Regions from separate parts of the Mus musculus genome. Here regions 1 and 3 are each linked to region 2. A link is a loop called in an ENCODE intact Hi-C map of the cell type or tissue named here. Cell type or tissue: left cerebral cortex. All regions are shown on one strand. Region 1 holds the start of Pigs (phosphatidylinositol glycan anchor biosynthesis, class S). Region 2 holds the start of 2610507B11Rik (RIKEN cDNA 2610507B11 gene). Region 3 overlaps Unc119 (unc-119 lipid binding chaperone).

Region 1 (2,500 bases), 65 kb after region 2:
CCTGAGCTTCAAGTTTTGTGGAGGAAGGGTTCACCTGGCTCACCATCCCTAGCTCAGGCTCCTACCTGCTGATTTCCAAAGCTGGAGTTGTTGTTAGAGGGCCTGGGGGTGGAGAGGAGGGTACAGGTCTTCCAGGGACTGACACATTAAAGGATCCAGCAGGATGAGAAACTCCATTTTGTGCAAGGCTCAAAGGGGACAAGCAGGGATCAGAGTGGGCCAGTTCTCCTCCATCTCTGAAGAATGTGCACTTAGGTCTTTTCCAATAAGGAAACCTTCCAAGCCTCGGGGCTACAGAGCTGAGTGTCTAGAAGCTTGCCAAGGGCTATGACCCACTTCCATGTAGAGAAGGGATTCATCGGAGGGTTCTGGACTTGTTAGAACTGATAGGGCTTTGTGGTGAATGATTACCCCTGGGCTAGAGTGTGAGGTAGGGTGACACTAGACAGATGTGCACTGGAAAAGTCATTGATGTTCTGCTCTGTGTGGCCTGACCTTATAATCAAAGCAGCTAACTCAGCAATTTCCATATGCTTCTGCCAGGCACTGTTCTTCTAACCATTATTATATGCATTAACACAGCTCTGTAAAGTAGGTACCATTGTACTTTTCATAGGAGGAAACAGGCTTCAAAGAGAGGCTGAGAGGCTATTTAGGATTCGAACAGCAGGCATTACTATATAGAGGCTGTGCTCAGGAATTTTTCAATGAAGCATCCTCAATCGCTCGAATTGGAATCGATTTTTAAATCCTAGTCTATAGTCTCGGCTAGTTGGGAGGCTGAGGTATCAGACATTAGGGACAGGATCACTTTAACCCTCTGGATCGTATAGGGAGATCTGTCTCAACATTAACTAAAATAAAATTAATCACATAGTAGCCAACCATGCTAAAAAGTTACCGTTTTGTCAGTTTTATCTTTAAGCTTTGAAGAGCTGGTGCTCTGAAGAAAAGACCTATGTTAGAAATGACATTAGGGGCTGGTGAGATGGCGCAGGGGGTAAGAGCACCCGACTGCTCTTCCAAAGGTCCGAAGTTCAAATCCCAGCAACCACATGGTGGCTCACAACCACCTGTAACAGAGATCTGATGCCCTCTTCTGGTACGTCTGAAGACAGCTACAGTGTACTCACATATAATAAATAAATAAATCTTTAAAAGAAGAAAAAAAAAAAAAAGAAATGACATTAGAAAACTTTTCGGGAGTCAGGTTCTTGATAAGCTCGACTTCATTTAAGTAAATATTCCCCTTCCGCTGAACGTGGTGGTGCATGTAATCCCCTGCATTGGAGAGGGCCCAGAGTCCGAGGCCAGCCTGGGCTACATGGAGATTATCGCCTTCTCTAAACTGGCGTTGTAGAGCTAAACAGTACCAGGTGCACTCAATGAAAAGCCAGGGTCAGATTGAAAGTGTAGCCGAGCGCGTACCCTCTCACGGGCTCCGCCTGCGCACTGGCGTGCGTCAGCAGTGTTGCTCGTGATTGGCAGCGGTCGCGCACCGTGGTCCCGCCCCCTCATTCTGGAGTTTCCGATTGGAGAAAGCTCATGAGGCCCCGCCCCATCGGCGACCTGGGCAGCCGGAAGGGACCATGGCGGCCGCAGGAGCTGCGGCCACGGACCTAGGTGCGGTGGATTTCAGGTGGAGGGCGCAGTGGGGAGGTCTCGCGGGCAGAATGTGTGGGTGGGGCGCGAGAAGCCTGACAGCTCCCTCCAGCCTGGGGTTGGGGGTCCGCCACGCGGGAGCGGCTTGCTCGGGGTTCCCGGCCGCCCGCACTCCTCCACGATCCCGGTGTGGCGGGCATCGCACCCTAGTTCCCGCGTCTTAGTCGGCCCTCTGTGCCCTCAGAGGTGGTCCGGGGCAAGCGTTCCGCGCTTTTCTTCGCCGCGGTGGCCATCCTTCTGGGACTGCCGCTCTGGTGGAAGACGACGGAGACTTACCGGGCCCCATTGCCTTACTCAGACATCAGTGGGCTGAATGCTCTGCTGGTGAGACTGGGTGGGGAGAACCGGGGCTGGGGGACCGGGGGGCAGCCCAGCTGTAAGGTGCAGACATTGCTAAAGACCCCGATGCCCCTCATCCCTCGCGCAGCTCCGGCTCATGGTGCCAGTCACAGTTGTGTTTACTCGGGACTCTGTGCCCCTGGACGACCAAGAGAAGCTACCTTTCACCGTTGTGCATGAGCGAGAGATCCCTCTGAAATGTGAGTTCCCATGAAGAGGTGTCAGGGCTGCTTTTTCCATCTGAGCCAGGCCCAAAACCCAGAGTTGGAATGCATAGGAGGGGCGAGGGCGACTCATAACTTACTTTAAAATGTTTTATTACATTTACTTAGTGTGCGCGCGCACATGTATGTTTGTGTGGATGTCTGTGCTGTGGAGCATCTTGTGGAGGTCAGAGGATCACTTGCGAAAGTCATTTCTCCTCCCACCATATGGGTCCTGGTCTTGGGGATCCAACTCAGGTCATCAGGCTTGGTATCAAGAGCCATCCGCCTGCTTC
Region 2 (2,500 bases):
CGCGCGCGCACTAACGCTTCCTCGCCGTGCGTGTGCGTGCGCGGCCGAAGCCCGCCGCGGCGCTGTGCGGTTCCGGCGTCAGGGCCCGGCATGGCGGGGGTCGGGGCCAGGCCGGGCCGGACCCGGACCTAAATGCCTCTATTTCTCTCCGCGCTGTTGGTCTTGCTGCTGGTTGCGCTTAGCGCACTCTTCCTAGGCCGGTGAGGGGATTCTAGCCACAGGGTCGGGGGGGTCGAGGAAGACCGGCTGGAGGAGGCGCGGGTTGGTCGGGCGCCTTAGGCGGAGGGGGCGCGAGCAGGAGGGGGCGCTCAGCCGAGGCGAGGGGAAGCGAGGTGGGGGCAGGGGCGCTGAAGCATCTGGCTGGACCCGAAGCAATGTCCAGTCCGGGAACCGAATGTTTGCGTGTGAGGGAGGGGGCCTCCCTCGGTGGTCTCCCTTTCCTGCCCCGTTCGCCTCCGTGTCCTCTTCCCAGATTGCGAAGGGCACCTGCAGCCGCGCCCTGCAGAGAGGTCGGGAGGACTGGCTGGCTAGAGCAGAGCGGTGTTTGAGCAGTTCCGAGAGTGACCTCTGCCTTCTCGGAAACGGCTGCAGGGTGGGGACGCAGACAGGGACCCTCTAAGGAGTGTGCGATGACGTATTTAACACGACTGCCTTCACTTTGCCTTTTGAGGACCTCTTTTTACTTTGGGTTCCTAAAGATTTGAGGGTTTCTTTGTTTATTCTTTCTTTCTTTCTTTTTTTTTTTTTTTTTTTTTTTTTTTGACCTCTTTTAGAGGGTGAGTTTCGTTTGCCTAGTTTTGTTTGAATTTAGGGGCCCGTAGTTCTGGTTGTTGTGCCTAAATGAGTATGACTAGAGAAATATTTTAGGAAAATCGTAAAGTTCCTAAGAAAAATCCGGCTTCAGGATACCACCCCTTGCAAGGCCTTTCTAGAATCAAAAAGGGTAGAGGGTCTTATAATCCAACTGTTTTTTTTCTGCAGGTGGCTTGTGGTCCGGTTGGCCACCAGGTGGTGTCAGCGCAAGTTGCAGGCAGAGCTAAAGATTGGCTCCTTCCGATTTTTTTGGATCCAGAATGTCAGTCTTAAGTTTCAGCAGCACCAGCAGACGGTGGTGAGTTCCGGGAATTGCAGAGAGAAAGAGAGAGAGAGAGAGAGAGGAGAAGGGCGGGAGTGTGTGGTGTGTGTGTTGGTTTGGAGGGGGTTTCAAACTTTAGCTTCCTCCATGGGTAGTTTTCCTAGTTAACTCCACCCTTGTTGTTGTTGTTTTTGTTGTTGTTATTATTATTATTGTCAAGAGGATCTTAGGAGCTACTTGGAGGACTCTGCAATAGATGCCAGTTGTTTCAAGTGTTTATGGGACTAGATCTGGTGGTATAAACCTGTAATTCTTGTTTCTCAAGAGGCCGAAGCAAGAGAATTATAAATTCAAGCTCTGCCTAGGCAACTTAGTGAGTGCTTCTCTCAAAATTAAAATGAGCTGGAATAGTGGTTCAGTGGTAGAGCCTGGTATCTGCTGGGTCCTCTTTAGTATCTAGTACCAAACTAATGACACAGAGTATCCAGGGTATGGAAGAAAGATATGGAAGTAAACAGAGAAAGATTACAGGAAACAGCAAACTCACTGTTCTAATTTAAGAGAGGAAATAGGGTGGCAACTTGTTCATAAAAAGAGAACTGCTAAGCAAATTCAGCTAACATCATCATGAGGAGCAGGATAGCCACGTTGATCAGAGAAACCAGGGAAAGAGGATTTGTCGGGAGGACCAATAGAACTCCCTTCTCCTGGGACTCAGGACCTTTGCTGGTTCATAAACCTGCCCATCATTGATTTCCTAGCAACCAGGTACACGGCTGTCTTTACTGTCATTTTAGGAAATTGACAACTTGTGGATTTCCAGCAAACTCCTTAGCCATGATCTGCCGTGAGTACTCTGTGTCCTTACTCTGCCCTTGAGGAATATTTTGAGGTTGAGTTTTGACAATAAAATTCTTCTACGGAGACATTTTAGTCGAGGTGGGAGGGACGTTCTTGCTGGAGTCTCCTATTAGTCCAAGTGCTGTTTTGTGAGACATGCTGAAAACAACTTCCTCTGTTATTTGAGCTATTATGGGACTGGGAGAGGGTGTGAGGGAGGGAAGGAAATTGCTCTGAAAGGGATGGACCAGATGATAATGAGGCTTCTCTTCTGGGCAGAAACTATGTGGCATTGTGCTTTGGAGAAGTGCGCATCAGGACAGATCTACAGAAGGTTTCTAGCCTGTCTGCCCCATTCTCTCAGAACACAGAGGTGGAGCAAAAGGAACTGTCCCTCAGCCCATCCTTGTTGAAGATCTTCTGCCAAGTGAGATTACTTTTACTCTTTTTAAAAACTAAATATTCATGTGTGTGTGTATGTGTGCACGTGCGAGGATACTTCTGCATTGACCAAAGAGGCTAGCAGAGAGTGTTGGTTGCCCTGGAGATGAAGTTAAAGGCACATGTGAGCTGCTCTGTGGGGTT
Region 3 (2,500 bases), 85 kb after region 2:
CAACAGAAGAGTGGTAACGGTTAAGACCATGAGCGCCCCTGGGCAATGCTTGGCTCTCTTGGTTTCCTTCTGAGCCCAGGACTCTTCTTGCCTCCTCTTTACCCTGCTGTACCTGCTGTGTCCACCACACCCTTTCTGCCTTGGCCTCTGTTCTTTTCTCTAAAGACCAGAAAACACTTTTATTCCTGAATATGGCGCAGGGCCAAAGCTGGAAATATGACCTCTAAGGGTTCCCTCTATTTGCTAAGACTTCCTCCCATTGGGAGATCAGCAGAGGATCTGTTGAGCAAAGTCGGCCCCTTCTGTCCCAGTAGCCTGGGCTTCCTGGCTTGAGTTAGCAGAGCTCCCATAAGCTGCTTAAGAGAGCTGGGCTAGCATAAGCTGCTTACGGTGGGAGGAGGGGCCAGGGGCAAGAGAACAGGGAAGGGGTACCAACCTGCCCCCATACAGTCCATGCAAAGAGAAGTCCTCTCAAGACCAGCCTTGCCTGATGAATGTAGATGTCATGCCACAGGGTGTGTGTGGTGGGAGTGGGGCGCACTCAAGGGAAAACTGTAACTCTCCTCCCCCAAGAGGCAGAGCTCCCTGCTCCCTTGAGAGTGAAGTCCCTCTCAGGCTGGGAGCTTCCAGTAGGCAGGAGGTCTAGTTGTCCAAAGGATGCACGCCACCTTCACAAAGCAGAGGTTGAAGTTAAGGATTGCCAAGAGGGTGGGAGGGTTGGTATGGTGGAGGTGACTTCCCTTGCCTGATCCTGTGAGGAGGCACCTGGATGGGGCCGTTCATCTCTGATGAGGTCCCCATGACAACATGCTGTCCCCTGCACTGTAGGTACTTTTCAAGATAGGGGCACAGTTCTCTTTCTGGAGGGAAGTGGTCAGAGGGATCATTGGAGCGGGCCACGGGGTCCCACTGAAACTGAAGTGACAATGGGCGTTTTGGGGTCCCTGTGTGCTCAGCTGCTTGTCTCCCGTAGACTACCTGTGCTCCCCTGAGGAAAATATCTACAAGATTGACTTCGTCAGGTTCAAGATCCGTGACATGGACTCAGGGACTGTCCTTTTTGAAATCAAGAAGCCCCCTGTTTCGGGTGAGTGGGATTGGTACACCGTTGAGAGGATGAGGTGGGCAGGCGCAGTGGAGTGGGCTGTCTAGGTTCTTTGAGCCACAGGAAGGTCAGAGCAGAGTCCAGGCTTGGACTCTAGCATACTCAGGTGTCTGTGCACAGACAGGCCTCTTCTTTTTCTGTCACTGTTTCTCAGGGTGGACATCTTGTGAGCCCTGTCCTGTTTAAGTACTGGTCAGCCTGCCCTCTGCTGGCCTACCTAGGAACTGCAATTCCCTAAGACCTCCCATAATCCTATGCACATCTCAGGGAACCCCAGAAAATTGGTGACTTTGTTGACCTAGAACCCTGTAGGTACCACTCTTCTACAAAAGTGTACCAGAACCTTCTGCAGAGTTTAGAAAAGTTTAAACAGAGGTCCCTGGGGGAGGGCGGAGTAGGCAAAGGCCCCAGCCTGAAGCCCACTGAGCCCAGCTGGGTACATTGCAGAACGGTTGCCCATCAACCGGCGGGACCTGGACCCCAATGCAGGGCGCTTTGTTCGCTACCAGTTCACACCTGCCTTCCTCCGCCTAAGGCAGGTGGGAGCCACGTGAGTCACTGGGCTGGGGTGAGGGCTGGGGGGGGGGCGAGTGTGAGGGTGGGAACAGCCCTTCCAGAGCCTCTCGGTAGTGGTCTGCCTGGAGCCTTGGAACCTGGAGTCCCTTGGCTGGCTGACTGGCTGGCTGGCTGGTTGGCGTGGTGGCTACTCTCAGCCCTGCCCACTTCTCTTAACTCAGGGTGGAGTTCACAGTGGGAGACAAGCCGGTCAACAACTTCCGCATGATCGAGAGGCACTACTTTCGAAACCAGCTCCTCAAAAGCTTCGACTTCCACTTTGGCTTCTGCATCCCCAGCAGCAAGAACACCTGTGAGCACATCTATGACTTCCCTCCTCTCTCCGAGGAGCTAAGTGAGTGGGGGATGTGTAGAACCCAAGCTGCTCAGGGGCAGGGAGGGGGCCACGGGTGGGGTGGGGGTGGTACCTATGCATCTGACCCCCCCCCTCGCACCTATCCTGGATCACTTTCCTACCCGGCACCAGGAGGGAAACAGGCTCAGAGAGGCTCAGGAGCTCTCTGAAGTGGTTCCTCTGTCCCTGCCTCCCTCTCTCCCAGTTCTGAAGTCCCTACAGGGTCTGGCTCAGGGTCCTGACCTTTGCCCTGGATGGGCCTCTCTTGCAGTCAGTGAGATGATTCGTCACCCGTATGAGACCCAGTCTGACAGCTTCTACTTCGTGGATGACCGGCTGGTGATGCATAACAAAGCAGACTATTCCTACAGTGGGACACCCTGACCCCTAATGCTGCCCCTGAGGCTCTGGCCTAGACCCTGTGCTGTAACCTCTCCGACATCATCTCCACTTGGGGATGGATCCGGTGGCTCTGGACCCTGAGT

The links. Peaks named below come from ENCODE experiments on the same cell type or tissue, not always from the same donor. Only the 100,000 strongest peaks of a DNase experiment are listed, where the experiment ranks them.
Region 1: a loop joins it to region 2, with 2.2 times the contacts of the local background. A loop is called at or near these places in 11 of 42 quality-filtered maps.
Region 3: a loop joins it to region 2, with 2.6 times the contacts of the local background. A loop is called at or near these places in 15 of 42 quality-filtered maps.

What each region holds. Positions count from the first base shown.
Region 1 is chr11:78,326,886-78,329,385 of GRCm38, forward strand. Aldoc (aldolase C, fructose-bisphosphate) reads left to right here. Exons shown (of 9, transcript NM_001303423.1): 9 at 1-896. Pigs (phosphatidylinositol glycan anchor biosynthesis, class S) reads left to right here and starts at 1,537. Exons shown (of 12, transcript NM_201406.1): 1 at 1,537-1,623; 2 at 1,847-1,986; 3 at 2,090-2,201. The coding sequence starts at 1,590. In left cerebral cortex, a CTCF peak has its summit at 1,137 (motif pointing left); DNase peaks (open chromatin) are centred at 330, 1,507 and 2,123; H3K4me3 peaks cover 1,385 bases; H3K27ac peaks cover 957 bases.
Region 2 is chr11:78,261,718-78,264,217 of GRCm38, forward strand. It overlaps 2610507B11Rik (RIKEN cDNA 2610507B11 gene), which reads left to right and starts at 37. Exons shown (of 39, transcript NM_001002004.2): 1 at 37-200; 2 at 982-1,111; 3 at 1,873-1,922; 4 at 2,195-2,342. The coding sequence starts at 133. In left cerebral cortex, a CTCF peak has its summit at 989 (motif pointing right); DNase peaks (open chromatin) are centred at 1,041 and 1,499; H3K4me3 peaks cover 1,279 bases; H3K27ac peaks cover 647 bases.
Region 3 is chr11:78,346,245-78,348,744 of GRCm38, forward strand. Unc119 (unc-119 lipid binding chaperone) reads left to right here. Exons shown (of 5, transcript NM_011676.3): 2 at 974-1,087; 3 at 1,553-1,655; 4 at 1,843-2,015; 5 at 2,287-2,500. The coding sequence ends at 2,399. Among named protein-coding and RNA genes, the nearest start is that of Unc119, 4.0 kb to the left of the region's middle. In left cerebral cortex, a CTCF peak has its summit at 1,320 (motif pointing left); a DNase peak (open chromatin) is centred at 1,318.